Regions from separate parts of the Mus musculus genome. Here all the other regions are linked to region 2. Evidence: chromatin loops called from intact Hi-C (ENCODE). Cell type or tissue: heart. All regions are shown on one strand. Each heading gives the region's core, and the rest is flanking DNA. Links, peaks and the distances in the headings are about the cores only. Region 1 holds the start of Capn10 (calpain 10). Region 2 holds the start of Septin2 (septin 2). Region 3 holds the start of Dtymk (deoxythymidylate kinase).

Region 1 (9,857 bases), core at 1,297-9,296, 540 kb after region 2:
ACAATCCATCACACCCCAAAGTACCCAACCACCCTCTCACGGCACCCAGATCGCCTCTCTCATGGCCTCTCTGCTTTGTGTCACATCTTCACCCAGCCATAAATGCCAGCATTTGCCATATCCCTGCTGTTTTCTGCTCAGGTTCAGACTCATCCCTCCTCTAGTGTGGGCAGCGAAGCACAAGGCAAAGGGGCAAAGAGGCTCCATCCTAAATTCAAACCCCATAGTCCCAAGGATGACATTCTGCTAGCCTTCTGAGTCCCTCTGCTCAGACACCTGCCCAGCAAGCTGCCAGTCTCCTGTGCAAGATGCACACTCCAGGTAGAGGGAGTGCTGAGAGCAGGGCTGGAACAAGCAAGCGCTGTTCCACGCCAGGCTCCTCCCTCCCCTGCAACAGGGCAACAAACTCCTTGTGCTGAATGTCTGGAAACATATATGAGGGCATCTTTGCACCGGGGCTGAGGAATGAGGGGACCTTTCTGTGAAGTGCTGGGAAATACGAGAAGGGAAAGAGTGGCAGGGAGGGCATACCATAGTCCTAAAACCAGTGTCATGTCAGGACCCACAGGACTGGCTGCCAGACCCTGAGGAACGCATAGGACTCTGCAGCCCAGGAGAGGTGAGATGGGCCTCATGGAGGCATCTTGGTGCTGAAGCCACCCAGCCTGGCTGACCCCGTCACTTCTATATCATACATACTTAGCATAGGCCTTTTCCAGTAAGGGAAGCCAGAACACATCCTCTCTCTGGCACCGGGAAAAGCAGAGTCTCCCGGCAAGACAAGGCAGACGATCATCTATGGTCACTTCCTCCCAGTGTCCAAACTGCCAAATCCGACAGGTGAAGAAGCCTTGGTATTTCTGGTCAGACCAGCCTGGCTGTCCTGGAGGGAAGACCTAACACACAGGAGAGGACAGACAGATAGCATGGGATCAGTATCAGTGTGTTTCTCAGCATCCCAGCAGGGCAGCCTCCACAGAAGCACTGCAGACACTTGAGGGGTCACCCAAGAGAGGGGCCACCGGAGAGCCACTGTCACCTGTATTACTCAGTGTCCTAACAATGCAGTCTTGGCAGAAGCTCTATGAGCACCTGCTAAGAGCAAAGGGCTCTGCTCTGTTAGATGTCACATCTGTATGTCCATGTCACACCAACACAAAGTCCAGATTTTCATATAAATAACTCATGTCCCCAAAGCTTATAGCCAACAACGTTTCACTGCCCCAAATAAGCATTTGACCTGAATCCAAAGCTTTGGCAGACAGGAGTAACCCAATTTTTTTTGGGGGGGGGGTTGGTTTGTATTTTGGAGATAGGGTTTCTAAGTGTAGCTTGGGCTGTTCTGGAACTCACTCTGTAGACCAGGCTGGCCTTGAACTAAGAGATCCGCCAAAGGCATGTACCACCACACCCGGCTTCCATAACCCACTGGCCTAATAGCTCTTCTTGTTTCTCAAAGCCAAGTGCCCCAAACTGGCCAGTCACTGGCCAGCTACACCCATTGCTAGCTTCTGTCAGTAGACAAGGGAAGGCTCTGGACTAGGGAGACTTGGTGTGGCACTGGCTCCAACACTCAGACACACAGGAGCTATGATGACGACAGCATTAGTGCCTTCCTTTACAGAGAAGTTAGATGCCAACAAGGCTGGACAGGGAGGGAGCAACAGTGACAAGCTTAGCCCAGGACTCAGGACAGGACAGAGTCACAAATGGGTGACCCCACCCCCACCCCCGAGTGCTGTCGCCTTAGCTGAAAACACTGAGCAATGAGCCAACCTAAAACATGCAGCACTGCATATCAGAAGACCGTTTCAGTCACCTTTTCTCTGTTGGTATTTAAAACTTACGTATGAAAAAATAAAAATAGAAAGAAATCAATCAAGTTAAAAAAAAAAATCCAAACCAGAGACACAAGATGCCTCTGCTGACCCTGTTCTACCTGCTAGGTTGGCCTGGTTTTATGTCCCACATGGGTGGGTGGCTCCGGTCTGGTGGACAGGACCCACTTGGTGTCCTAATCTTTCCCAACACCCATGCTGCACAGACAAAAATGTGCTGCAGCAGGCCCTGGTTCTGGAAGAATGTCCGGTGCTGTGCACTAGAAGTGACTGAGTGGGAAGAAGGCTAAGATGGGCTCTGTACCTGGTCCAGGAGGTGTTGACTCTTCTGAAGGGCGGCACAGGCACACAGGAACCAGCAATCTCCCAGCAGCCCTTGCTTCACCTGTCCCTCCCATGGGTTATCTGGAAACAGCTGAGGTGTGGCACAGATTTCCTGAAATCAAGCCATTCAGAGTTAGCTCACGCCTACAACTACTCTTCAAGCTAAGAACACATGAACCCAGGACAGGCTCTGGAGGCACTTTCTCATTCTCTGAGCTCCTGGCCCCAAATGGAAGGAGAAGTTACTTCTCTGTCACCCTGTCCTTCTGTCACCCTGTCCTTCAGCACTTCCTTTGCTACAGTTCTCCCATGGCAAGACCTCAATTCTGGAGGACCCTTTTAAATAAGTTTAGAAATCAGCTCTACTCTATAAATTTATGGTGACAAATATCAAATGGGTCCTTTGTACTGTAGAAAGTCTACTGTTTGTCTAGCAGGTTCAATCCTACATACCTTCTGCCTTGTCTCTCTTCTTACTCCCCTTGCCTGGACACCTCACCTACCAACCTGTCCTTCTGCTTCATAAAAGCCACTGGCCACCCACCCACCTTCTGCTACCTCTCTTTGCTACATGTTCAGGCATCCCATTCCGGAGGCAGACCACACCAGCCCGCTAGTGGGATAGAGATCTCCCATCTTTAATAGCTAGCAGCACTGTATTCCCTGCCTAGGCTCCCTTCAATGACAGCTTCTCAGAGAAATGACCAATCTTACTGCCCCTCCCTTCACTTTCAGCAAATCAATCATCCCTGACACTGCCTCAATTTCCCTCAATTTCACCTTCGAGATGTTAGATACGACAGGCATGTCCTGTCCTTCAGTAACTTTCATGGCTGTCCGTCACCCCCCCCCCACCCTCAAGGGCATGGAAGCAAGCCCCCTGTAGCTCCATGATGCCAAGGCTCCTCCGGGCCTTTCCCGTCACTGCTCGCTGCATCTCACCTGTTGCTGACTGCCTGTCGGGGTGCTCACATGCACATTTACACATTAAGGCTTAAGGTTAAGTCTCAAGTCCCTTCTTCTACTCCTTCCCTTCAGATCCTGAGTGGCTCTTCCAAGCTGGACTGTAACCGACTCTCCCACCTATCGTGCTCTTCCTGAGCTTCTGACCCATCTATCCAACAACTCCACCTGGACAAGGGAGGAAAGCCAGGCGCTGCTTAGGACCACCACCCATCTATCACTCTGGCCAGGAAGCAAGAACTCATTCTTTTTTTTTTTTTTCCAATCTATCTATATACATCATATGTGTTTGCCTGTGACACAGGGCGAATATGGAGGGCAGAGGCCAACTTACTGCAATGAGTTTTCTCTTTCCACCATGTGGGTCCCAGGGTCCACACTTAGGTCATTACCCTTGTTAGTAAATAATTTACCTTCTGCTCAGCAAGCAGCAGGGCCATTTCAATAGCCCAGGAAATCACTCTCATCCCTGCTCTGGCTTCTACTTCAAACAGCGGACCCTTCTAAAGCATTCACAACGCTGTCTACTGCAAAGCCCACCCACCCAGCTGTCAGGCTAACCTGAAAGTCAACATTGACTTCTAGCACCACTGAAAGGGCAGCCCCCATCTTGCCCTGTTCATCATCTCCCTCCCAGGAGTGAGCTGCTTCCCCATTGTTCTTCTGTCTTGTTTCCCACGGTTGCTACAATTACAAATAGATACACTCACATGGCTACAATAGAATAGTAAGTGTTGAAAAGAACAAAAAGACACTATACTGTGTCCTAGTCACCAAAGAGCAGTTCCAACAAACTCACTCCTTAATTGAGTCTCTCCTGACACCTAAAACATTTCACCTATTTGTATAGTGTGTGTGAGTGTTTTGCTTGAATCTGTGTCTAGTGTCCATGTGCCTGTAGTGCCTTCAGAGGCCAGAAGAGAGCACTGGATTCCCCTCAGACGGGACATGAGCCACTATATGAAATCCATTTTTTTTAAAAAAAAAATATTTTTATTCACTTTATAACCTAATATCAGCCCTTCCTCCCCTCCCAGTACCCCTCACGAAAGTCCTCTCCCTACTCAACATTCCTCTTCTGAGAAGGGGAAGCCCCACTCTGGGTGCCACACCTCCCCAACACACACACAATCACTACCCACCCCTGCACATCAAGTCACTGTAGGACTAGGCACATCTTCTGAAACCCCCTGTTTAAAGTAAAAACAAAACCTAAACTCCAAGGGCATGGCCAACAGGGCTCTTTCTTTCCCTTGCCTCTCAGTGTTGCTCAAGAAAGCCAGGATGCTTATCAACACCACTGTGCCAAGCAGGCAGCACAAGGCCTGGAACCCTGCCAGCTGTCACTGTTAGCACTACATGCATGTGGGACAGGCTGTCCCCCAGTAGTCTTTCTGCTGATAAGCCACGTCTAAAAAACACCAACAAAAACACTAGGCTTGAACAATCCATCCATTTAAGCTGCAACAAGGCAAAAAAAAAAAAAAAAAAAAAAAAAAAAAACCAACCAAAAAAACCAAAAAAACCAAAGCCCTCCTACCACAGCCCTTTCTGGCTATGAGGGGTAACACTGTTGTGAGTTGCATGCATGGACGCTAAAATAACAATACATAGTTCCACCTGCCTGTGCCATTTAAGGGAGCCCTGAAAAGCAGCTCCTTAGGTTTTCCCAGTTGTTAAGCACAACGCTCCCCGTGTTCTGTGCTACCTTTTGGTGTTCATACCCTAAAGCTACTAGAAGAAATGTAGAGCAAAGTGCAAAGCCAAGAAAGATTGCGCTGAATTACACCCGACAAAACTTAGGTGGTGGGATGGTGCTGGAAATACTGCTTCTAATCCCTTAATATCAAAACAGCTCCCTACTACCTGACTTTGGGTAGGAGTGTATTTTAGTAGAAACCCCAAGATAACATCTAAAAGACAAGCCTTTCGATTGCTTCTGTCCTCCTCATTTGAATTCTCAGGGCTGGCTATCACCTTTTCTGAATAGGCTTGAAGGCGAGGTCCTGCTAACCCCGGGGTCCATCTCCGTGAGAAACATATCCACAACACCCGCCCAGGCAAGAGACCCTGCTGCACCTGGGGTCGTCTCCAAGTGATGTCCTCCCGAAACTGGGCCAGAGGCGTGGACAAGTTGTAAAAGAGCGAGGAGTCCGAGGCGGGGAATGCCGCGTCCCGGAAGAGCTCCCGCGCCGGCGTCTCGGCCCGGACCGCCCGCATCTTCGGCGCCCTGGGCTCCCATCTGCGGCCCGTGGACTCGGTCGCCGCCCGGGAGCGAGTGCGCGGCCTTCACTGCAAACCGTGTTTGCTTAGCCCGGGAGACCTACTGGTGCAGAGCAGCCTAGCGCCGCAAGCTCCGTTGTCTAGGTAACCCGGCTGGAGCCAACCAGGAGCCGTGCTTGCGTCATATGACAGAGCTGCCTAATCACGCACGAGCTGCAGCGCAGAACCGTGCAGGACTGGTAGGTTCTGCTCTCGCACGAGGGCGTGGTCCCCGCGTTTCTAACTGGGCAGTGCTAGCCTGATGTCCGTATGCTTTAGTGCTCGGGACAACGCAGCTGTAGCCACTTGAAATCGAAGTCTCAGTGACCACAGGAAGCTGAAAAGTCACTTTGGTTTAGATCGCTTTGTCAATGCTATCCCAGCATGCAGCGCCGTTCCCAGCATACGTCGCTGATCACAGGCGTTGTCTACTTCCCAGCGTGCTTCGCTCCTTCCGGTGTGAGGCAGGAACTTGGCAAAGCGGTGGTTCCTCCCTGTCTTCTGAAAGAGCCAGTGAGGAAGTGGCTCAGCGAATCGCGTTGTTATCCTTCCGTCGCGGTGGTGGTTGCGTTGTTCTGGGGAGGCAGAGGTGTCACTGGGGTTGAAACTTGCCGGGGTCGGGCATTTGTCTCAAAACGATTGGGCTTCAGACGCTCTGGATCCTAAGCGGCCAGGGAATGCGGCTGGAGCATTCCTTGAAGCCTTAAATGGCCTGGCTATGGTTTTGTAGACTGGATGGTGACCAGGACGTGGACTTGCGGCTCCACGATTATTCGATGCCATGAGGAGGTCAGGGACAGGACACTCTCCTTCTGGTGCCTACTCTTCCAGGTCCCAGGAAGGACACAAATCAGCCAAGGACTGTTCTCTGTGTCTTCTCCAAATGTATTTCATCAAGACTAGAAGCTTCATAGACAGGAAGGGAGACGACGAGGCTTCACACCTTGTAGACTGCAGTTTGCCACCTATTAGGGCTGCTCTGATATTTTTTCCCTCCTCTGGGCCCCTTTTTCTCAGTCTTGGATAAAAGGTAGTCAGAGGAAATGCGGTTTGTGCAGTTAAGTAGATCAAGTACCCGTTGCCTAAAGAGGAACAACCAGGCCAAGCTTTTACCCATAACCTGCTGCTTCAGAGTCTAGACAGTTGCTCCTTCTCCCAGTGAGAGGCTGGGCTGCTCCTGCATCAGCAGCAATTACTGCTGTGGCATGACACAGTTACCTTGGCTCCACTAGGCTTCAGCGCCATGATTTGAGGTGCAAGACACTTAACTCTTTATTGAGGTTATTTAAAAAAAAAAAAAAAAAAAAAAAAGGAGTAGCCACATAGCCCAACATCTCTTTGGGATGCTTTTTCATTTAGTACTTAATTTCGACTCAGGGGACTGACTGGTGGGCTGAAAGCTGCACTATAGTTGAATCATTAAGAGCCTGGACTCGGTTTTCCAGGAAGTCTTGAGTAATTGTGACAAGTTATCCGCGACTCAAGAGTTATGCAAACTGGTTCACCCCCAGAAGTCTCATATGAGTGGTTAGCTCAGGAGAACGGCTCCTGAAGGCCGCATCCATATCCAGGGCTGGGCCACGGGCAGAGCCTGACCTCCAGAATCTGGAAGGAAAAGCTGCTTAGTGTTACCGTTGCTGTGACGAAACATCATGACCAAAGCAACTTGGGGAGGAAAGGGTTTATTCTGCTCACCTATGGCGCTTTCCATAAGGAGGGGCGCTATTTCCTGGCTCCTTTCCTGCTTTCTTATAGAACCAGGACCAGAGATGGTGCCACTTACAATGGGCTGGCCCTCCCCCATTGATCACCAATTAGGAAAATGCCTTGCAGCTGGATCTTATGGAGGCATTTTTTTTTCACTCTCTGATGACTGTGTCCAGTTGACATAAAACTAGCCAGCACAGACAGGAAGGCAGCCGGTGCTGACTAGACAGCCTAGGCCTGCAGAATGGGGGAAGACAAGCCAGTAAGTGACATCCCTCCATGGCCTCTGCATCAGCTCCTGCTTCCTGACCTGCTTGAGTTCCAGTCCTGACTTCCTTTGGTGATGAACAGCAATGTGGAAGTGTAAGCCGAATAAACCCTTTCCTCCCCAACTTGCTTCTTGGTCATGATGTTTTGTGCAAGAATAAAAACCCTGACTAAGACAGTAGCCTTGCTCTTGAAGCCAGTTTGGAAAGGGCTTTCTTTTCCCTCCCGACCCATCAACATTTCTGATCTTTGATACTAAAGTGCCAAGAAGAAACAGCAGTAGTCTAGGTGGACAGATGAAAAGGAGTATGAAGCCAGCTGGCTCTTGGCACAAGTGCTCACAAATGAGGCATTTAAAGTCTGAGCCCAAACTGGCTGTGGTGGAACACCTATAATCCCAATACCCAGGAGACAAGAGTTGAGAGGATTGTGGGGCCAGCCTGGGCCACACAGCAAGAACCTGTCTCAAAATAACAACAAAACCTTATCAGCCAGAGGTTCTTTACGCAAGGAACCCAGAAGCTGCCAGCTCATGTCACAGGACCATGTGAGAATCCTTCCCTACATTGATCCCCCCATCACACCAACTCGCAGTGGGAAGACTGAATCAGAGCACCTGCATGCCCATGGATGTCTTGGAGCCCTTTGAAACCTGAACCCTCCTTGCTGCTTCCTTTCTGAACCCTTCTTTCTGCCTGCCCTGGTTTTTTCAAGGGCATGCTCCCCTCGGGAGATCCTCTTCTGAAGCCCTGTACACCCACAAGTGAGCATTTCTCTTGACAGTCACACATTCTCATGGAGATACAGAGATGAAAACAGGGTCAGCTTTTGGGTTACCAGGCTATGCTGGAGGTAGTGATGGAGAATAAGAGGCAAACTCAGCCTTAGAGCGGAGAGAACTAAGGTGTCCTCAGTGAAGGGGCAGGTAACGCCTGCCAGAGAAGACAATGGATACAGCCAAGAGTGTAGTCTTTGGTAGACTGCCATGCTTGCTCGGGATCGCCACACAGCGTCTATACTCTTAAATAACACTGCTTTCGGGATCACCACACAGCGTCTATACTGCCATGCTTGCTCGGGATCGCCACACAGCGTCTATACTCTTAAATAACACTGCTTTCAGTTCTTTGTTTTCCGCTAAAGTCATCTAGGGATTCCGACCTCTTCCTAGCTCTGAGGTCGTAAGTCCAGAAAGGAGGGTGTGCCCCAGTTCTAGATAGTGAGACAGTAGTTGGTGTAGATGGCTTCAGTGGTTAAAGTGCTTGTTGCCGAAGTGTGCGAACCTAAATTCCATTCCTAGCATCCACATATAAACCTGGACATGATGACACATTTGTCTTAGTTGGGTTTCCATTGCTGTGAAGAGACACTATGACCACAACAACTCTCATAAAAGAAAAACATTTATTTGGGGCTGGCTAACAGTTCAGAGGTTTAGCCCCAGTTATCATCATGGTGGGAATCATAGTGCCATTGTCTTAGTCAGGGTTTCTATTCCTGCACAAACATCATGACCAAGAAGTACTTGGGGAAAAAAGGGTTTATTCAGCTTACTCCTCCACATTGCTGTTCATCACCAAAGAAAGTCAGGACTGGAACTCAAGCAGGTCAGGAAGCAGGAGCCGATGCATAGGCCATGGAGGGATGTTCTTTACTGGCTTGCTTCTCCTGGCTTGCTCAGCCTGCTCTCTTATAAAACCAAGACTACCAGCCCAGAGATGATCCCGCCCACAAGGGGCCTTTCCCCCTTAATCATTAATTAAGAAAATGCCTTACAGCTGCATCTCATGGAGGCATTTCCCCAACTGAAGCTCCTTTCTCTGTGATAACTTCAGCTGTGTCAAGTTGACACACAAAACCAGCCAGTACAGGCATGTAGACAGACATGGTGCTGGAGAGGTACCAGAGATTTCTACATCTGGATCCACAGGCAGCATGAAGGGAATGAGAGACTGGGCCTAGTTTGAGCATCTGAAATCTCAAAGCTCACCCCTAGTTACATACTTTCTCCAATGAGGCCACACCTACACCAACAAGGCCTAATAGTGTGCCACTCCTTTATGGGCCTATAGGGGCTATTTTTATTCAAACTACCACAATGCTCTTATAATAATCTCTGTGCTGGAGAGACATGGATTAGGACCCATGCTTTATGCTAACCCAGCCTAATCTAAAGCACCAAGCCTCATATCCCAGTAAGAGACTAGGTCTCAAACAAGGTACAATATGCCTTGACCTGTTTCCTAACAACTTCACTGCCCACTCACAGAGCCCAGGGCCAGTCACATGCTTTGTATCACATTTCTCAATCCTCAAAACTGTCTCATGGGTACTAAAATGGAGTTGTAGATGAAAAGGCACTTGGGCATGCTCACACAGTGCAGCCTGAAATTGGCCAAGACCTTCCTGGTGTGGTGTGCAGAAAATACAAGGTAGGTATTCCATCCAAGTCTCCAAGTGCCAACATGTGCAGTTGGAGCACTTCCAACTGCTGAA
Region 2 (9,857 bases), core at 839-8,838:
AAAACTTTAGAATATAATGATTTATTTGGTAAGGTGCTACAAAAGATAGATAGCAAGTCAAAAGTTTCTTTCTAGCTGGCTGTTGTGGGGCACCATTGTAATCTTAACACTCAAAAGACAGGAGGATTGCAAACTGGAGGCCACTTGGACTACACAGGGAGACCATGTCTCAAAACTGAAAGTTTCTTTCTGAATTGTGATTGTGTGTACTGTCTGTGTCTGATACTTAGAAGAGTAAGCTCCTGATTTCATGTATGCTAGATAAGTGTACTACATATGAGTTGAATGCCAGTATTCAAAGTTTTTCCTATCCCATTTAGGAATGGAAATAGGGGGAAATAGTAAGAATAAAATAAAAAGCAAACCGGGTGTGGTAACACAGCACTGGAGGCTGAGGTACAAGGATTACAAATGTGAGCCAACTTGGATTATTATGAGTTCTGGACTAGTATAGGCAACAAAGAAACCATGTCTCAAAACACTAAAATGCACAGGAACACATTTTAGGTTTTTTGTCTTGTTTGGTTTTAAGAGTCTTTATAATAAAAACTCAACTTAAACTGGCTACCTTATTTCAGTCTCTCAAATGCTGAGATTACAGGGATACAACACTATACTTGGCTATGAACAGATACAGAATTAAAAAAAAACAAGCCCTAAAATTATCAAGTCATTTTGTTTCTCCCAAATTGGTATAATTAATTCGATTCTAAACTGGAATCCCTATGGTATGTCTCCTTTCTTTAGGTATTGTATAAAATAATGGGAAGATAAACACTTGAGAGTAAAAATGTGGAGACTTGCCTTCACTACTATTATGTCATTTATTTCTAGCCACCATGTACAGGAAATGTCATGGGTATCTTTCTACATCTCTGTATCTCCTTAGCTTACTGACCCAAGTCCACAGCCATTTTGAGGTCCTAGGTCAGTTCAGACGAAAGAAGAGTAGTTTCCAATATCAGTTTCCTTTCTTTCAATAAGTACTGAGGGTTGGAGAGATGGCTGAGCTGTTAAGAGCACTGACTGTTCTTCCAGAGATTCTTGAGTTCAATTCCCAGCAACCACATGGTGGCTCACAACCATCTGTAATGGGATCCGATGCCCTCTTCTGGTGTGTATGAAAACAGTGTACTCATATAAATAAAATAATAAATAAATAAATAATAAGCATCCTGATGCACAACACAAGCACAGATTGGAGAATACATACAATGATTCTTCAATACAGAGATTGCTAGGCTATGAATGTTACCCTATACCCAAACATAACTTGTATTCTAGTCTCAATGATTTTCTAACAATGTATTAAACATAACAAAAAGGGGTTTTAGTTTTTGTTGTTTGGGGGGTGGGGCGGGACATGTAATAAGGAACCAGAAATCTTGCATTCAGGGCAAGCACTTGACCAAGTGAACTAACTACACATCCCTAGTAATGTCAAATGTTAACTGAAAGATGAATACTGAATTTCTAAAGCACTTGGTTTTTAGTGAGAAAACCTTGTCCATTAACATACTGCTAGGTACAGATCGAAGATCAGTTAGATCCCCCATATCAAAGATATATAGTCAAACTAGAATTTTATTCTTTCACATTGCATATTTCAGATGTCAGAAGTTATTAAGTTCCTTACACTTGACCCACGGCTTCTTTATATCAGAGAGTAACACTATCACCCAATTATGAGTCAAAAGATGACTAGGTGAACAAGACCCATTTTTGCAAGTGGCATTTATAATAATGGAATACTCAAAGGACCCATCATTCATGTACACAAATTTTTACATTTGTATACATTACCCCTAATCCCCAAAGACTCCTCAGTGTAGGATCCTGAAGAGCTTTTATCCAAAGAGCCTAGACTCTCTTGCCATTTAGATTTCTTAGATTTGAAGACTGTACAAGCACATTATGCAAGACAACACTCTTAATGGAGCTTGGAGCAGCAAGCCACAAACAAAGGGAGCTTAATTACATTCACGATTGATAATAGAGGGAGGCCCCACCTCCTTTCCCTAGGCTACCCAGCAAACCCAGAAGGAGAAGCTCTTGTTCTTTACTGACCTCTGGTGCTCTGTAAAGGGGGGGGGGGGGGGGACACTAGGTGGAAAAATGATAAAAAAGGATCAGGACAACTTTTAAAACTAAAAAAATCATCCCCAAAATTAGATATAGCAGCACACACTGACAGTTTGAATGCTGGGTATTGCAAAGAATTCCTGAATGGCAACTACCAGAAAAGCCATTGAAAATAAGGAGTCTCAAATTAGAAGCATCATGAAGAAACAGCCTTTATGACCTCTTCAAAACTCCTGTTTTTCCTTATGTTAACAAGACGGATTTTAAAAATGTATCTAAGATACTAAAACAATTTTCACTACTAAGGAAAAAAAAAAAAAAACAAAAAACCTAAGTTTTTTTTCTAGACAGGGTTTCTCTGTATAGCCCTGGCTGTCCTGGAACTCACTTTGTAGACCAGTCTGGCCTCGAACTCAGAAATCCATCTGCCTCTGCCTCCCAAGTGCTGGGATTAAAGGCGTGCGCCACCACGCCCGGTTGAAAACCTAAAACTTAAATCCCTTGATAGACAGTAGGGACCCCAATATTTGACGCCAGAGAAACACTTAAACCGTCTAAAGGATATCGAATCCAGTGAGAGTCCTAACTAATAACAAGCAGCGAACAGGAACTACACAACAGATAAACATTAGACAGAGAATGTTCGAGATTAACTGCGCTCCAGACACGAGGAGTAAACTGGGTTAAAACCAGCCATAGAGACCACAACGGTCTGAACTAGAAGTTCTATGTGTTGAAAGTCTGGAAACGTAGTACAGGACAAGGCAAGGCGCCACTAACAAATGAGGCCGGAAGATACAAAAGGGCCAGGCGTGGTCTGGGCCTGCGGTCCGCTTCAGAGTTAGACTTCATGGCTTCTCAGTCAAAGGCCTCCACTCCATGCTCCCTTTCCCGTGTCACTTACAGGGCTGCAGCCCTTTGTCTAGCGTCGCACTACCTCGGGGAAGGCCACAGCAGACAAACCACTCCATAACGCTCCTGTCACTGCCTTAAATTGGGGAACTTCATTAACATCCCAGGGTGACTAGTCCTTTTCATCCCTAGGACGAAATGGCACCGTTACGTGGGAAGATGGCCCCGCAAGTGCTTCGTAGATGTGAACCTAACGCCCGACTCTCCACCACATAGTATTTGGACTGTGCGCCATAACTTCACTGGGCCCAGCCACGCCCGCCCCAATGCCCTGGACCTGGCCAGCAGGATCACCCAGATGGGGGCCGCCCGTCCAGTTGTCCTCGAAGGGACGACGCCAGCCAGGCATCCATCGCTGGAGCCCCGGACTAAGGGTGCGGCCGCCCCTCCCCCACGCGCTCACTTCCGTACCCGTTATCACCGCCTAGGCGGCCCGGGCGAGGGCAGAACTCTAGCCCTTTCTCAGGACAGCCAGCTCAACTCGAGCCCGCGCGACAGTGGGTACACATTGCCACACACTTACCCGCTCACACGCCGGAGAACGCTCGTCAGGCGAGAGCACGGACCTGCCCCGCCCAGTAGAGCGCGCGCGAACAGATGGCGTCATCGCGCCGTCCCGCCCCTTGCCAACTCCTTCCTGGGCCCCGAGTAGTCCCCTCCTCCGCGGTTGCATGCAGAGCGCAAGCGTGGACGCGATCCTGCCGTCCGCCTCTGCGCAGGCGCTGTGCCCCTCCCACGGCGGTTGGCCATATAGAGGCTGGGGGCGGGGGGAGGTCAAGCGTAGCCTCTTCTCCTTTACCAAGATGGCGTCTTGTTCCTGTTTCGCCACAGTTCCTACCTTATGAGCTTGGATTCCTCACGCTAATAAAAGAGGAGCAGGTAACGAGATTCTCCGCTTTATGGGAAACTAGAGTTGTGGGAAGGATATTTACTAAGGAGGAATAAGGTGTCCATTGAGAGCGAGAGACGACCGGGGGCGGGCAGGTGGCAGCGTGAGTGCGGAGCAGTGAAGGGGAGGGAGCCCTTTGCCTCTATCCTTTCCTCCTGGAAGATGGCGGCAGCACCGAGCTAGGAACACCGAGCCGGGATAGGCGGGCGCTTGTGACTTGCCGGCGGGCATCTCTAGCCGCCTCTGCGGCCGTCTCTATGGCGGGCTGTCGTCCCGGGATTGGCTACGTGCTGGTCACGTGGGTCTCCCCCCCCCCATGCACACCATAGAGTGGTGCCTGTCCCTGGGGACGTGGCCTTCCTGTGTGGTCGTGAGCCCATGCCCCGCGGGGGAGGGCGGAGCCGGCACGGCCCCCTACCCTCTTTCAGACTGGGGCGGGCGGAGAGATCTGCGGCATGCCCTGCTCTCTGCGACCGGCTTGAAGCTGGCTGGGAAGGTGCAGTACTGGGCTGCGGCCTGGCTCGGGTTGTCCTTCCCTTCAATCGCAGGAGGTCCCCTGGCTGGTCAGCGATCGTAAACTCCTACCTTAGGCCTTTCACCAAGGCCTTTCTATAGGAAAACACCCTAGAGTACCTCCCCAGAGAAGAAACAGCAATCGCGCAACCCTAGTGGGTGATATGCACAGTGTCGGTATTCCGAACTGTTCTGACACATGCCTTGTTGTGAGGGAGTGGTTTTTTTGTGCGTTATTACTTTGAGTAAAGTATCCCAGTGCTCGAGGCTACACTGCATATCCTGTCTGAATTAGAAGATTGGAGGGTCGACTGGGCATGTGTTTGCATACGATATAACTGAACCAAAGGAGACTGTCTTGGGTTTTATTATCTTTACAGACAAGGATAAAGCATGGGGAAAATTGGAGGGTTATAATCTTCACTTACAACTTGGCTCGCCCTTCAGCTTTGGGTTTTGCTAGTCACCTTAAGCTCTCAAACAATGACTTCACATATTTGTTGGTGTCCATTTAAAGAGCCACTTTCTTAGTAACTTTCTGAAGCCCAGTTAAACCAGTCACAAAATTTTGTTTGAAGCTAGTAGTAGCTACAAGCTAAATTTCTATTATGGAATCGGGTGTGAATAGGAAAACACTGGGTGAAACCTATTGCTTAAGCTTACGTTTTGAAGATTTAAAGTACCCATAGGCTAAATTTGTTAATTATGTTAGCTATGGGGATACTTAAAAGCAGTCATTTAATGTAGCTCTAAAAGGGGCTTTGGGCTTTTGTTTTGTTTTTAAGTGAATTACTACTTATGGATTCAAAACAACTCTTAACCTATTATGACATCTTTAAACTTAGAGATAATGGAGCATATCTTTTCCAGTCTCAGAAATAGTATTTTTGAAAACCAGTTAAGTAATTTCCAATGGCACCCAAGCTTTGTTGGTAGCGTTGGTTAGAGGCCTGCACTGCTTAGACACTTACTTCATCTTGAGAATACCCGAAAGAGGCAGACAGGTCAGAATAGACAGGGACACACACAAGCAGATCCTTATTTTTTTCCTCTCTCTCTTGTGGGCAGGCCCACTTCTCAGTGGCCAAATAGGCTTTCAAGTACATTTCTTTTAGTTTTATTTTGACCTTCTAAATGTCTAATATCAGCCTAATAACCTCATTTCTTTAACATTAAAGAGCCGAGTGCCACACATGTTAGGGATTCTGGGGGTGCAGAGATAGAAAAACATCATTTTTCCCTTTTTTCTAGCTCTTTATGATTTCCTGTAGAAGATAACACTTGCGAAAGAAAGCTTATTTTGCAGGCTAATTTGTACCATAATGAGAGTATATAAAAGAAATAGAAAATAGACTATGATTACTTACTGCAAAGCCCATAGTGGAAATATGTAAAAGAGATAGGAAGTAGACTATGATTACTTGTTGAAAATCCTTCATAAAGAATGTGATTGTAAATCAGTAATCCAGCGCTTTGTATTGTGGAGTAATCAGCACTGTGTATTGAAAGATCAGGAGGTCAGTGTCAGCTCTTCTACATAGTGAGTTCAAGGTCTGCTTGACCTACAGGATACCCTGTCTCCCCGCTCCTCCCCCAAAAATATAATGGTCCTGAAACTGGAGTTTAAAGAATGATTACAGAGTATTTCCAGGTAGAGTTGGCAGGAAGGAGTGTTGTAAACAGAAAGAGTAGGGAAGGGAAGGTATAATATTATAGCCAATGGCATACAGCAAAAGGTTGAGAATTGGACAAACATATGGTTAACTTCTTGAATGGTAGAGGGCTTAGCTGAGATTGTATGAAGATGTCTTAATGGTGTATATTCAGTACCTTCTCAGTCTGACAGGTTGGACAGGATTATGACCATTGAGATGACCTATGATACTTTGTAAGATAGATTCTTCATTGCCAATATATGTATTTAGACAAATCTCACATAAAATAAAAAGCAACCTTTGAAAAGAAACAGCTACACACCAGAAATGGTAGAAGGTATGTGTCTATAATTCCAACACTTGGGAGGCTAATCAGGTAGATGTAGAGATTCAAGGCCAGCCTGGGCTACAGAGTATAACTATGCCTCCTAATACTTAACTTGATTCTAGAAGCTCTGTTAGCTCTGATGAACAGAAAGAGATGCAACACTCTTGATGAGTCGTGGCCACACTTAGTTCTTGTCCCAGGTTCTTTGAGACAGCGAAGGTGCTATGGCACTGGCATGGTCTGGTCTCTGTTGGCTTGGTTCCTATATCTCTCTCTTTCTTCATGGCTCTTGTGCTTTTTAGTGATAGCCTGTTGCATGATTCATAATAGACTGCAGTTGGATCTCCTTTCTGTGGCTCACACTGATCAGCTTACAGATAGCAAATTTAGCAAATGTTTGGAACCATTTCTATTGTATTGAGAAACTCCAAGTGGGCTGACAAACAGTGATTATCGGCCTTCTAAATCTCTGTCTTTTGGTGTCACTGATCTATGGGTGCCTTTGCTGACTTAGGTCATCTCCACATAGTCATTCCACCCAGGGTACATTTGTATAAATGTATGTGTAAGCACAGGATAAAAAGCTGTAATTCCAGCACTTGGGCAGTTGGAGCAGGAGGATCAAAGGTTCAAGCTTTGTTACTCTCAGCTACATGTTGAGTTTTGATAAGATGGTCTTTAAAAAAAGTTATAAATAATGCTTTGGCAAACAAAACAATCTCATATTTAAGCATAGGTAGAGGCAAAATGGTTATTCTTTACATGTTATGTAATTACTTAATTGAGAAATTAGTCAAAGCTGTTGGTAACAAGATTTTAAGTAAATATCTACAAATTTAGATTTATGTTTTGTACTTTTTTTCTTTTTTCTTTTTTTTTTTTTTTTTTTGAGACAGTGTCTCTGTGTACCCTTGGCTGTCTTGGAAATCTCAGTGTAAACTAGGTTGGCCTGCTTCTATTTCCTGAGTGCTGGGACTAAAGTCATGTGCCACTATACCCAGCTTTAGATTTCTTATATGTACCAGTAATTAAGTAGAAAATAAAATACGAATAAGACATGGTGAGACACTTCTGTAATCTTAGTGCTCAAGAGTCACTGACACACACACCAAGAAAATCACTCTGATTACTCTCCATAAATAAATGTGAACATATAAATGTGCACAAACACATATGCCTACATACATGTGGATGTTAAATCTATAGCATATATGAAAAACCTAAAAACATTTTCTTCTTATAAAGTCTATGTTAGATGATTGTAGAGTAATTCTTCCATAGGTAGTAACTTGTTTTTTTTTGTTTTTTTTAAGATGTTACATTATTTTTAATTATGTATATGGTGAGAGGCCATGTTCTAGTGAGTCCAGGTGTCCAGGGAATGATCCAACAGCATTGGATTCCTCTAGAGGTGTTTGTACCCAATGTGAGTACAAAGGCAGCATGCACTCATAGCTTAAATAGCCCATTGATGTTCTCTGTGTGTGTGTATGTTAAGTTTTATATGTGTGGGTGGACTGGTTGCATTTATGTCTGTGCACCACACATGTATAGTGCCCACAGAAGCCAGAAGAAGACATTAGATCCCTAATGCTGAACTTATAGGCAGTTGTGAGCCACCATTGGGTGCTGGGAACAGAACCTGGGTCCTCTGAAAGAACAGTCTGCATTCTTAAACCACTAAACCATCTAACTCCCCCTTGATAATTTAAGTAGAACACTTTTTATTTATTCCTTGACAATTTCATTCATGTAAATCATTCATCTTGATCATCATATATATCTTCAGCTCCACCCTTCTCTATCTAGGCACTCCCCCTCCCTGCTTTGAATCCTTTCCTCTTGTTTGTTTGTTTGTTTGTTTGTTTGTTAATAATTCAGAGTCCAGTTAGTGTGGCCTGCTAGAATGTTGACTGATCTTATTCAGTTGACTTGTGTAGGTACTCATAGCTGCAGCAGGTTTGTTGGTGCAACAGCCATGTCATGTCATGAAGACAACATTTCCAGTATCTCTCCCCATTCTTCAGCTCTTACATTCTTTCTGCCCCTTTTTGTGATGTTCCCTAGGCTATTGTGGGTGGAGTAGGGCTGATATAGATGTCCCGTTTAGGGCTGAGCACTCAATAGACAATTTCAGAACTTTGATTAGTACTGAGTCTTTTCATTAACTGCTTACTACCACAAGAAAAAACTTCTGGCACTAATCTATGAGTATAAACAAATGCTTAAAAAGACAGTTTGACAAAACATTGTTTTCTTGGTTTTATTTGGTTTTTCAAGACAGGATTTTTTGTGTGACCTTGGTGGTCCTGGTACTTACACTGTAGACCAGGCTGACCTCAGACTCAGATCTGCTTGCCTCTGCCTCCTAGCATTAGTAGTTAGCTTAGCAAAGCAATAGTAGTAAGTTCTTCCCTAGAGCCTATGATCGTCGGCTCGTGACCACATTTACTTTATCAGGACTGAATTTTTCCTGTGGAACAGACCTCAGTGCATCCACGAGCAATTGGTTGCCTACATAACCTATTTGCCAGTGAAGGACTCATGCATGTATCTTCCCTGGCAGGTTGATATTATAGCATTCAGGGTTGGATGCATGCCCCTCACCCTAGTAGCCTGCGTAACACCTAGTAGTGTGAAAGCTAGTCAGCAGGAAGTTTTCAGATTACTTCCAGCTTGGTTAAATTATGTCCAGCAACCAAAATGTGAGAGCATAAATTTTTGACTTCTATATTTGTGATGGCCCCTTGAGTGTGCATTCTTCCCTTTATCAATGGTCATTGGCAAGCTTTTGCCTTGTCGGTTAAGCTATAACAAGCTCTGGAAGAAACCTGTCATACCTCTGATTTCTCAGTTGCTAAGTGATAGTGATACTGTTTCTAAGATAAGTGGAAAGATTTGCTCAAGTTTTGTTTTTGTTTTTGTTTTTTTGGTTTTTCGAGACAGGGTTTCTCTGTGTAGCCCTGGCTGTCCTGGAACTCACTTTGATTAAAGGACTTAGTAAAGTTTCTTCATTTTCTAATTTGGAAGAGCTGTCTGACTTATAATTAACCACCCATAATTCATATATTGTATTACCTGAGAGTAAGAGAAGTTTCTAGGCACACGTACCCCCCCCCCCCATTCTGGCATTTTTATGAAGAAAGATTGGTAGCTGCTTAGACTGGGTTTATCCATAATTTGATTAGTTCAGTATTTATTTAATGTTTATATTTTACTGCCTAGTACGATTTACAACTAGATCAAATAGTATAAATGTAGTTTAACGTTTTCAGTTTTCTTGTCTCTAAAATCCAATTCCACATTCTCCCCCCCAGTTCTTTTTTTTTTGGTTTTTTGAGACAGGGTTTCTGTGTGTAGCCCTGGCTGTCCTGGAACTCATTCTGTAGACCAGGCTGGCCTCGAACTCAGAAATCTGCCTGCCTCTGCCTCCCAAGTGCCGGGATTAAAGGTGTGCGCCACCACTTCCTGGCTCTCC
Region 3 (9,741 bases), core at 1,742-9,741, 330 kb before region 2:
TAGTTTTTTTGTTTGTTTTAGTTTGGTTGGCTTTTTGAGACAAGGTCTCACTATGCAATCCTGGCTGTCCTAGAGCACTCTGGTTAGACCAGTCTGGCCTAAACTCTCAGAGACTTGCCTGCCTCTGCTTCCCGAGTGTTGGCATTAAAGCTCTGCCCCATTCTCATTAGTTTTTAATGTGTGCATGTATGGAGTTCTCTGGAGTTCCACACCCAGACAAACAGCACTCAAATGAAGGCTGCAACAACTACTCTTCACATGAGTGCTGTCACCGGAAGTTCACCTCTATGGCAAATTTACCTGTCCTTCTAAGTCCCTGTCAAAACAAACGGAGCAAATCAAAAGGGAGGACTTCAGGATCCAAGGAACAGGGTTCTCCAAAGAGAATGTAAACAGAGATTTTCAAGAGCAGCAAAGAAAGGTGGGCAAACACACATTAATCAACAGCCTGGGAAATGGGGACCCTCCAGTGGGACCTCACTCTGACAGTCTAGGGGTTGGGCGGTGGCTGAAAGCAAAGGGCAGAAAGTGGGAAGCAAAGAAAACAAAGTTATCAGTAACTCCAAGGAAAACAGTTACTCAGAAAAATCCTGTAAGAGCCAGGCTTAGAGGTGCACAACAGCGCCAGGAGGCAGAGAGGAGAGTATCTGTGAGTTCAAGGCCAGTTTGGTCTCCAGAGTGAGTTCCAGGACAGCCAGAGCTACACAAAGTAAAACTGTCTCAAAACACAATAAGTCATGTAAGCACAACACAGGCCTGCCCTGCAAACACACCCTCTTCACCAGGGACTATAGTAGACCACACCCCGGAGACAGGGAAAGTGCTAGCGGTCCAGAACATCTTCGTGTTCACTCGGCAGCACATGTACTAAAACTGCAATGATTCAGAGAAGATTGGAGTGGCCCCTGCACAAGGACAACAAATTCATGAAGCGTTCATACTTCAAAACAAAACAAACCAGAAGACATCTTCACTGTCATAACAACACCAGTCTGGAGCTGTCTGAAAATAAGAAAAAGCAACAAGAGGATCCAGCATCCAGTGCTGGGTGACAGGCAAGTAAAGGAGCTTGCCACCAAACCTGACAACCTGAGTTCAATTCCCAGGACACATGAGGGAAAGAAAATAAACACCTTCAACAAACTGTCCTCTAAACCTCACAGAGACTGTTGGGAGCACAGGTACACATACAGACACATGTACACAAAATCATCAAATAAAATTGGAAGAAAAAGAAGCCTAGTGTGGTTGGTGGTGCGCACCTTTAATCTCAGCACTCAGGAGGCAGAGACAAGTGCATCTCTGGTGAGTTCCAGGCTAGCCTGGTCTTCACAGTGAGATCCACCAAAGACAGAAAGGAAGGAATGAAGGAATGAAGGAAGGAAGGAAGGAACAAGGGAAGGAAGGGTGAGCAACAAGAGCATGTTGCTTAGAAGTAGGGAGTTGAAAGCCTGGCAGGACAGCACTTTCTACACTCCCAGTACCTGAGAGATAGAGGAGGTAGGATTAGGCCATGCCTACACAGCAAGTTCAAGACCAACCCAGGCTAGGAGACCCCATTTGAAGGGGTGGAGGGACAGACAGTGAAAATGGCTCAGTGGTTGAAGGTATTTGCCATCAAGCCCGATGACCCAAGTTTCAATCCCTAGAAAGAACAGATTCCCAAAGTTATCCTCTGATCTGCACATATGTACACTCTGACAGAAACACATGCGTATGAGTATACAAACACACACAAATAAGTTAACTTTAAAAAAAAGTGAGCTGGCTGGGCGTGGTGGCGCACGTCTTTGATCCCAGCACTCGGGAGGCAGAGGCAGGCGGATTTCTGAGTTCGAGGCCAGCCTGGTCTATAAAGTGAGTTCCAGGACAGCCAGGGCTACACAGAGAAACCCTGTCTTGAAAAACCAAAAAAAAGAAGAAAAAAAAAAAAAAAGAAGAAAAAAAAAAGAAAAACCAATAAAATAAATTTTAAAAAATAATTAAGAAATGTTCCTAAGTATGAAAATATCAAAAGACAAAACATTACTAACTTTCTAAACATTGGTGGAATATTCCTAATCCACCAATGAAAATATGAAAATATTTTCATTTTATGTACATGTTTCGCCTGCATATATGCAGATACACTGTGTGCAAGCCTGGTAGCTGGTGAAGGACCTGGAACGACAGTTGGATGTGAAAAGCATGTGATTCCTGGTACCGGACCCTCTGAGAGAACACTTCTCCTGACTGCTGGGACATCTCTCCACCTCCCCTGAAACTGTCTGAACACTGACACGATGCCATGACGGGAGAGCCCACACCTGACCTCAGGTGAAGGCCGTTAACATGCACTTTAGCATAAGCATGATTTCACACACACACAATCAATAGCAAGGTGACAAAACTGCCTTCCAGACACACATTTTCATTTGTTTACACTTGAGTTGCACTCCCAAGATAGGTCCCTACACAGTCCAAAATTGAAAAACATAAAAACCCAAAATACTTCTGGCCCAAAGCATTTGGGATAAGGAACAATCAACTTATAAACAGTGCAGAAATAGAAAAGAACAACAAAGATGCTGACTGCAAAGGACAACAGTTGAAGAGGTAAGACAGGAACCTATGTGGGAACGGGAGAGCAGAGCAGTGGTGGACACATGAAATCCCAGCACTTGGGAGGCAGAGGCTGGTGCATCTCTGAGTCCGAGGCCAGCCTGGGCTACAGAGCGAGTTTCAGGCCAGCCAGGGCTACAAGAGATAGGCTAGGGAGATGGCTCAGAGGCAATGAGAGCATACGGACACAAGCCTGAGTCCTCTAGGACCTCAAGGACCGCACTTAAAAGCCAAGTGTGGTAGGACGTGCTTCTGCGATTCCAGTGCACTTACTGGAGATGGGCGGCAGAAACTGGAAAATCCCAGCTAGCCTGGTATATACAGCAGTGAAGATGACAAGAGACTGCCTTTCAAATAAGGTGGAAGATGAGGTCTGAACCCAAGGCTGACCCTACAAGAAACTAACCCTGAATTAAAAGTATCAGCATTGCTCCTCCTTCCCAAATACGTGGAAGGCTATGGAAGGTGCACTGAGAGTTCAAGGCCAGCCTGGGCTACAGAGTAAGACCCTGTCTCAAAACAAACAAACACAAAAATTAGGCATGATAGTGGACACCTTTAATTCCAGCATTCCAGAGGTAGAGGCAAGTGGATCCGAGTTTGGGCCTGGCCTGGCCTACACAGCCAGTACATAGCAAGAACAAAACAAACAAAAAACAAAAAAAGGACCAGCACTCCTTCCAAGACACTGTGCAATGTTAACCCTCCAATATACAAGGTCCCTTCAGGGCCCTGTGACACCCCACGCCCGCTCCTGTCTCTCTCTGGTGAAAACCCAGCCCAGGCTATACCCACCTTCTGTTCTCTGGTCTAGCTCTCGCATCAGCTGGAAGTTCCTCTGAAGTTCACAGGGAAGGTTCTCAATGCCTGAAAGAGACAAGAAAGTTGCTATACTTCTCAATAAGACAAAAACCTGCCTCCATGGATGGGAGAGAGAGATGGCTCAGCTGTTAAGAGCACTTACTGCTCTACCAGTAATCTCAAGTTCAACTCTCACCCACAAAAAAGCTCACAGCCATCTGTAACTCTAGTTTGAGGGATCCAATGCCCTCTTTCTGTCCTTGGAGAGCATTGCATACATGTGGTACACAGACACACATGTAAAACACCCATATACATAAAATATACAGGGCCTTACACCAAAGCCTACAACAGCAGGCTTCATCTATTTCTGTCCTAGTTTGGGGACCAAATGATTAAGACTTTGTAGGGGCTGGAAGGTACCAAACAGTGAGCACAACAGGCTGACAGTTTCAGAAGTGCCAAAAGCTGGAGGATGCAGAAACCTGGCCCCCAGCAGACACAGGCCGGGAAGACAGCTCAGACTCCTCCCCTGAACCACACCCTCCCTCGCCTCTATGTCACACACAGTGAACTTCATCCTCCCAAACTCAAGCCAGAACCTTAGTCCTCCTTGATCTCTCCAACTTTGTCCAGATTCCTACAATGCCAGGAGCTGCAGACCATGTGGTCTCAAGACACTGTTCTCTCGGCAAGGCCCAACATACCAGTCTCTAGTCACACACTGCTATGAGCACTGGAAAGGCAGCCATTAGCACCGAGCAGGTCCCACTGTGCAGCTCACCAGTCCCTGCGGTTCAAGTGAGCTGGCTGGCAAACCAACCCATGTGGCTTTTCTGCCCCACACTGCATCCCCTAGTACAGATACACCTCAGTCCTTAAGTTTACAGCAGGCTCCAGCTGCCTCTCTGGGTCTTTCTGCACTCAAATATCTCCACAGCCAACAAGGCCAGCAATTTAGGGCTAAATTTTATAAAACTTGCTGTTCTAAGCCTATAACTTCCTGAGCTCACCAAGACATTCCTATCTACAGCTTGACTCCAGCGACCCTGTCAGCTACTTAACCTTCTACCCTCCAGTCGCCCTCTCTACTCTCAGATAGAGAGACCTTTATCAGCAGTTTCTGGATCTATATTTACCCCATGCCTTAATCTTGGGAGCTATATATATATATGTATATATATGTGCGTGTGTGTGTGTGTGTGTACCCCAACTAATCAGTGAGTTGTAGAGAAATAGGGCTCTTGCCAACGCATGGGTGGCACAGGGCAGGTGGAGAGAGCAGAAAGGGGCCATCACACAATGTCAGCAGTGAAATGAACTCTCCTTGAACCCTCCTCAGAATGCCCACTGGATGGACATCAGAATAAAGATAGTTCACCTTGGAGTCCCACTGCCCAGGCCCAAGGAGAAAATGGGCGCCCCACTGGCTTGATCTACCTCCCTCCAAAGGGTCTCAATTCTTCCACTATAGAGTGGGAAATAATCCTCCTCCGAGTTCTTGCTGGGAGCCAATCTCACGGTCTATAAATAAACGGAGTTGCCAATTTCTGGGATGTCAAAGGTCAACCCGTTATACAGAGCATCCTCCCTTACCGGGCTGGCTCGTGATAGCACGAGTTCCCTCGAAAAAGGCACCCCACTAGCCTAGAGTTCCTTCCTACAGCTCCACAAGCAAACACAGTGGCTTTGGCTCTACAGAGGGATTTGAGCACCACAAGCCGCAGGTGAAGAAGGGGCGGGCCTCCCCGCAACCTAGACCGAAGTAGAGAGGCGGGAACAGAGGCGTGGTCAGCGTCGGGGGTGTGGCCGAAGCGGAGAAGGCGGGCTGAGCCCCAGGCCACACCCCTCCGTGACGCACCTGGAATTGGCGCGGCGGAGGCGGCGGGACCCCGCGCCGCGCCCCACGCCCTCCATCTGCGGCCCCGCCCCAGACCCGCCGTGAGCCCCCACAGTCCCCATGATCAGTCCCCATCCTCCTCCGCATCCCGGAGCCTCGCACGGATCGCGGTGGGCCGGGGGCGGCGGCGGCGGCGCGAACCCGCGCGGGCGGCGGCTCGGCCAGAGTGCTTACTGTCCAGATAGTGCTCCAAGTACATGGCAGTCGCCATCTTCGCCTCGGCCACGCTCGGGGTCTGCGCGAGCGGGCGGTGCCGCGGACTCGGGGCGGGGCGGCGCCGCGCGCTCACTATTCATGAGCCGCGTGCTCCGATTGGCCGGAAAGTGGGCGGGGCAACTCAGGGGCCACCCCTAGGCTTCCGGCCGGCTGTGGTCGCCAGGCGGCGCTGTGGGGCTTGCCCTGAGGGAACGCGGATGGGCGATGTGCTCGGTTCGCAGTTTGCAATGTGGAAGCTCTGTCTCTGGCCCAGCCGGATTCCAAGCCCTGGCAGGGGACTCCGCTTGCACGTGTGCTGGCGCCAAACCTGCCAGCCGACACCTGCCGCTCTTCCCGCGTTGTTCAGACACCCGCTGCCTGTGGTTTCTCCTGGCTGACGGGGCCTCCCGGAAGGAGACCCCCTCACAGGCATCGGTTAACTTCCATGCTCTTTGTGGCTGTCTGGTCCCGAGGGGGGCGTGCCCACGCTGGACCTCGGTTGCTTTGACTCGCACTTCGTGAAGAAGCCACGCACCCCTCGATGCCTGCAAAAATACATTTTACATTCCTACGGCAACTCTGTTACAGTTAATGAAACAATATAACTAAAATCCAGGGTTTACCAGAGTCCACTCTTGGTGGGCTCTAATATTTCTGAGAAGTATTAAGTATCCCCCTTATAGCATCCTGAAGAATATTTTTCACTGCCTTTAATTCTTTTGGTCTATTACAATAGCGCGCGCACACACACACACGCATACTTGTAACCAATAAACGTTTTAGAGTCTCTGTAGTATTGCTTTGCTAACATGCCATGTAGTTGCATTTTACAGTACACAGTCTTTTCAGACTGGCTGCATTTATCATTATACAGTTCAGGTTCCTCCATGTCCTAGTAAGTAACTGATAATTCACTTTTTACTTCAAAATTATTTCACTGTGTAATTACCAGTTTATCAGTTTGCGTGTTGGAGGACATCTTAGCTGCTTCCATATTTAGGCAAATGTGGCTAGAGCTGATACAATCATTTGTGTGCAGACATAGTTTCCAACCCATTTGGGTAAATATTGACTTCATGTTAAAAGTAGAGTGCTTTCTTGAGAAACAGCCAAGCTATCTTCCACACCGTTTTTGCCTTCTCCTCTGCACTGACAGTCTCCTTCGCTCCACGTCCTCACCAGCATGATGAAGGGTTAGAATTGTAGATTTGGGCTATTCTCGAAGAGGTGAAATTATCTTAATTCATGATTCCTAACAATATGTTTGTGTTGCACATTTTTACATATGTGTCTGGCATCTGTGTCACTTCTTTGGGTGTTAGTTCAAATGTTTGCATAAACCTTGATCTACCTCCCAAATGTTGGGTTTATAGGCTATGTCACTCACTATATCCAATTTATTCTGTGCTGGGTATGGAATCTTTGTTCATTAGGCAAAACATAACCCAGCCCAGCCTTTGACTGCGGATCCTTTTTTCTCTTCCTCTAGAGTACTGTTGTTTGGGTTTTTGAGCCTGGGTCTCACAATGTATCCCTGGCTGGCCTGAAACTATGTAAGTGGCCTCAGACTCACAGAGATTTGCCCGCCTCCTGCTCATGTATTTTCCCTGACTTTATTTTGTCTGTAAAAACACTGCTAGGGGGAAAGGAATTTAAAAGGGGGGGGGGTGGTTTCAATTCTGCCCACGCTGCAAATAAACCCATTTCCTTCCACCAACTTACACTAAAACGACAAGGAAAATTCCTGAGCGGTTCGAAAATGCTGCAGAAAGTACATCTTGGGGGTCGATGTTCCTATCCTTAACTCCTTTCAGAGCCTGATCATCACATGGCTCCTGTACGCGCGCAGGTGTGTGTGTGATAAGAAACTTTTAGAACCCTTCAGTAGCGCGCTTAGGGGCATAAAAATTTGATTCCGTTACAGGTCTCGAACTTCCACGTGACCAGAGCCTGCGCAACCACAGTCCTTAAGATTGGTGCTCTTCGGGAGCGGCGAACGGAAGTTCCGCGAGTTGGCGCTCGCTAAACTGCAGACTCCCGGGCCTAGATTACGTCACGTCCGGAAGCTGTTCCCCGCAGGCCACAGAATTCGTTTTCCAACCGGAAGAGGGCAGGGCTTCCGTGCACGCCGGGCTTCTGCTGCATCTAACATTGGCGGGAACCTGGCAAGTTGACCGGTGCTGTGCGGGCGATGGCGTCGCGTCGGGGAGCGCTCATCGTGCTGGAGGGTGTGGACCGTGCTGGCAAGACCACGCAGGGCCTCAAGCTGGTGACCGCGCTGTGCGCCTCGGGCCACAGAGCGGAGCTGCTGCGTTTCCCCGGTGCGCGGGTGGGCCTGGAGAATTCCCTCACTCTCTCTTTGGGTTGTAGTCTTAGTATCTTTAAAAGCTTTTAGAACATCTATTTATTTATTATTGTGCATGCGTGTGCTGGCTAGTCTATGTCAGTTTGACTCAAGCTACCTCAATTGAGAAAACTGGCCCCACCAGATTGGCCAGCAGACAAGCCTGGAAGACATTTTCTTCATTGGTCATTGATTTGGGAGGGCCCGGCTGGTGGAGATGGCTTAGTTAATAAAATACAGGCTGAAATGAGAGCCTGGGTTTAGTTTCCCAGGTTAAAAAAAAAAAAAACCTAGTACGGTTGCTTATCCAACCGCTGGAGAGGTGAGACGGACTCGTTCCTGGGACTTGTGAGCCAGCCAGTTCAGCCAAAACTGAGCTTCAGGTAGAAGCTCCTCTCTGAAAACACAAGGTGGAAAAGTACTGAAAAGGGAACATAAGGTTGACTTTTGGCCTTGCGCCCTGTACACTGGACACCAACCCCTGATCCTACAAATTAAGTAGGTTGGGAATTGGAACAACCACTTTGCAGGATATTTTAATTTTCAAACCAACCAGTCAAAAGTCTTACAAGTACTTTTGAAATCAAGACTTGCACGTACATTACTTCCTTTTCTCGGGGAGACTTCTTTGGCTTCAGAGATGGTCCAAAGCTGTCTGGAGGTTGAAAGTTAGGTGTAGGTGCAAGGAGAGAACTTAAGTGCAAACCCCTGTAGACTTCAGGTGAAGAGTCTGACTTCAGTCGAGTGTATCTTTGTCTTTCTAGAAAGATCAACGGAAATCGGCAAGCTTCTGAATTCCTACTTGGAAAAGAAAACGGAACTAGAGGATCACTCCGTGCACCTGCTCTTCTCTGCAAACCGCTGGGAACAAGTGTAAAGACCTGCGTCGTTGCTCCCCGGTTGTAACATGCACACTTTTGTGTGTGGCAAGGGTGCGAGCACCTGTGTGTGGCATGTGTGCAAACACCCGCACGTCGAGACCAGAGGCCAGCTTGGGAGGTTTCCTCTACCCTACCATTCGACGCCGTATTTGAGATAAAAAAATCGACGTATTTGAGATAAAAAATCGTCGTATTTGAGATAAAAAATCGCCGTATTTGAGATAAAACATCGTCGTATTTGACCATCGTATTTAACCACATCCGGCTTGTTTTGTTTTATTAAAAGGTTTTTTTTTTGATTTGGTTTTTGGTTTTGTTTTTTTGATACTAGGTTTCCCTACATAACAGTCCTGACTATCCTGGAACTTGCCTTATAGACCAGGCTGGCCTCATAAAAAATATGTATTCGTTTTTGTGTAATATAAATGGCTACCTGTATGTGCACCTCATGCATACCTGCTGCCCAAGGAAGACAACTCCTGTAACTAGAGTTACTGAGAGTTGTAAGCTGTCATGTGAGTTCTGGGAACCAAACCTGGGTCCTTGGCAAGAGCAGTAAGTGCTTTTAACTGCTGAGGCAAGGTTTGTTTTGTTTTGTTTGTTTTTGTTTTTTCGAGACAGGGTTTCTCTGTATAGCCCTGGCTGTCCTAGAACTCACTTTGTAGACCAGGCTGACTTTGAACTCAGAAATCTGCCTGCCTCTGCCTGGGATTAAAGGCGTGCACCACCACACCCGGCTTGTTTTGTTTTATTAAAAGTTTTTTTTTTTTTTTTTTGGTTTGGTTTGGTTTTTGGTTTTGTTTTTTTTTTGATACTAGGTTTCCCTACATAACAGCCCTGACTATCCTGGAACTTGCCTTATAGACCAGGCTGGCCTCATGCCTAGCTGAGATAATTTTGGGATACACTGGCCTTTGTGCTTCTGGGTCCTGTCTGTCTCCCTAAATGTCTTTCTTCCTGCTGGCTTATATCTGGGTTCTGGGGTACTAGAAATCCAAACCCCAGTCTTCCTGTTATAT

Evidence for each region. Peaks named below come from ENCODE experiments on the same cell type or tissue, not always from the same donor. Only the 100,000 strongest peaks of a DNase experiment are listed, where the experiment ranks them.
Region 1: it touches region 2 in a loop (2.5-fold over the local background); 5 of 42 quality-filtered maps call a loop at or near these places.
Region 3: it touches region 2 in a loop (21-fold over the local background); 3 of 42 quality-filtered maps call a loop at or near these places.

Annotation. Positions count from the first base shown.
Region 1 is chr1:92,930,362-92,940,218 of GRCm38, reverse strand. It overlaps Capn10 (calpain 10), which reads right to left and starts at 5,811. Exons shown (of 12, transcript NM_011796.2): 1 at 5,205-5,811; 2 at 2,143-2,274; 3 at 700-896. The coding sequence starts at 5,345. It overlaps 9430060I03Rik (RIKEN cDNA 9430060I03 gene), which reads left to right. Exons shown (of 2, transcript NR_015525.1): 2 at 5,116-6,693. In heart, for the core only: CTCF peaks have their summits at 4,056 (motif pointing right) and 5,451; DNase peaks (open chromatin) are centred at 4,418, 5,548 and 5,858; H3K4me3 peaks cover 2,026 bases; H3K27ac peaks cover 1,580 bases; H3K27me3 peaks cover 395 bases.
Region 2 is chr1:93,472,729-93,482,585 of GRCm38, reverse strand. Septin2 (septin 2) reads right to left here and starts at 3,593. Exons shown (of 13, transcript NM_010891.2): 1 at 3,518-3,593. It also overlaps a transcript of Hdlbp not described here. In heart, for the core only: a CTCF peak has its summit at 4,050; DNase peaks (open chromatin) are centred at 3,585 and 4,155; H3K4me3 peaks cover 3,825 bases; H3K27ac peaks cover 3,081 bases.
Region 3 is chr1:93,799,775-93,809,515 of GRCm38, reverse strand. It overlaps Dtymk (deoxythymidylate kinase), which reads left to right and starts at 7,582. Exons shown (of 5, transcript NM_001105667.1): 1 at 7,582-7,818; 2 at 8,606-8,714. The coding sequence starts at 7,689. Ing5 (inhibitor of growth family, member 5) reads right to left here and starts at 5,551. Exons shown (of 8, transcript NM_025454.2): 1 at 5,477-5,551; 2 at 3,397-3,468. The coding sequence starts at 5,513. Gm22089 (a small nuclear RNA gene) reads left to right here and starts at 845; the gene lies at 845-946. In heart, for the core only: a CTCF peak has its summit at 7,597 (motif pointing right); DNase peaks (open chromatin) are centred at 4,125, 5,625 and 7,575; H3K4me3 peaks cover 5,089 bases; H3K27ac peaks cover 4,757 bases.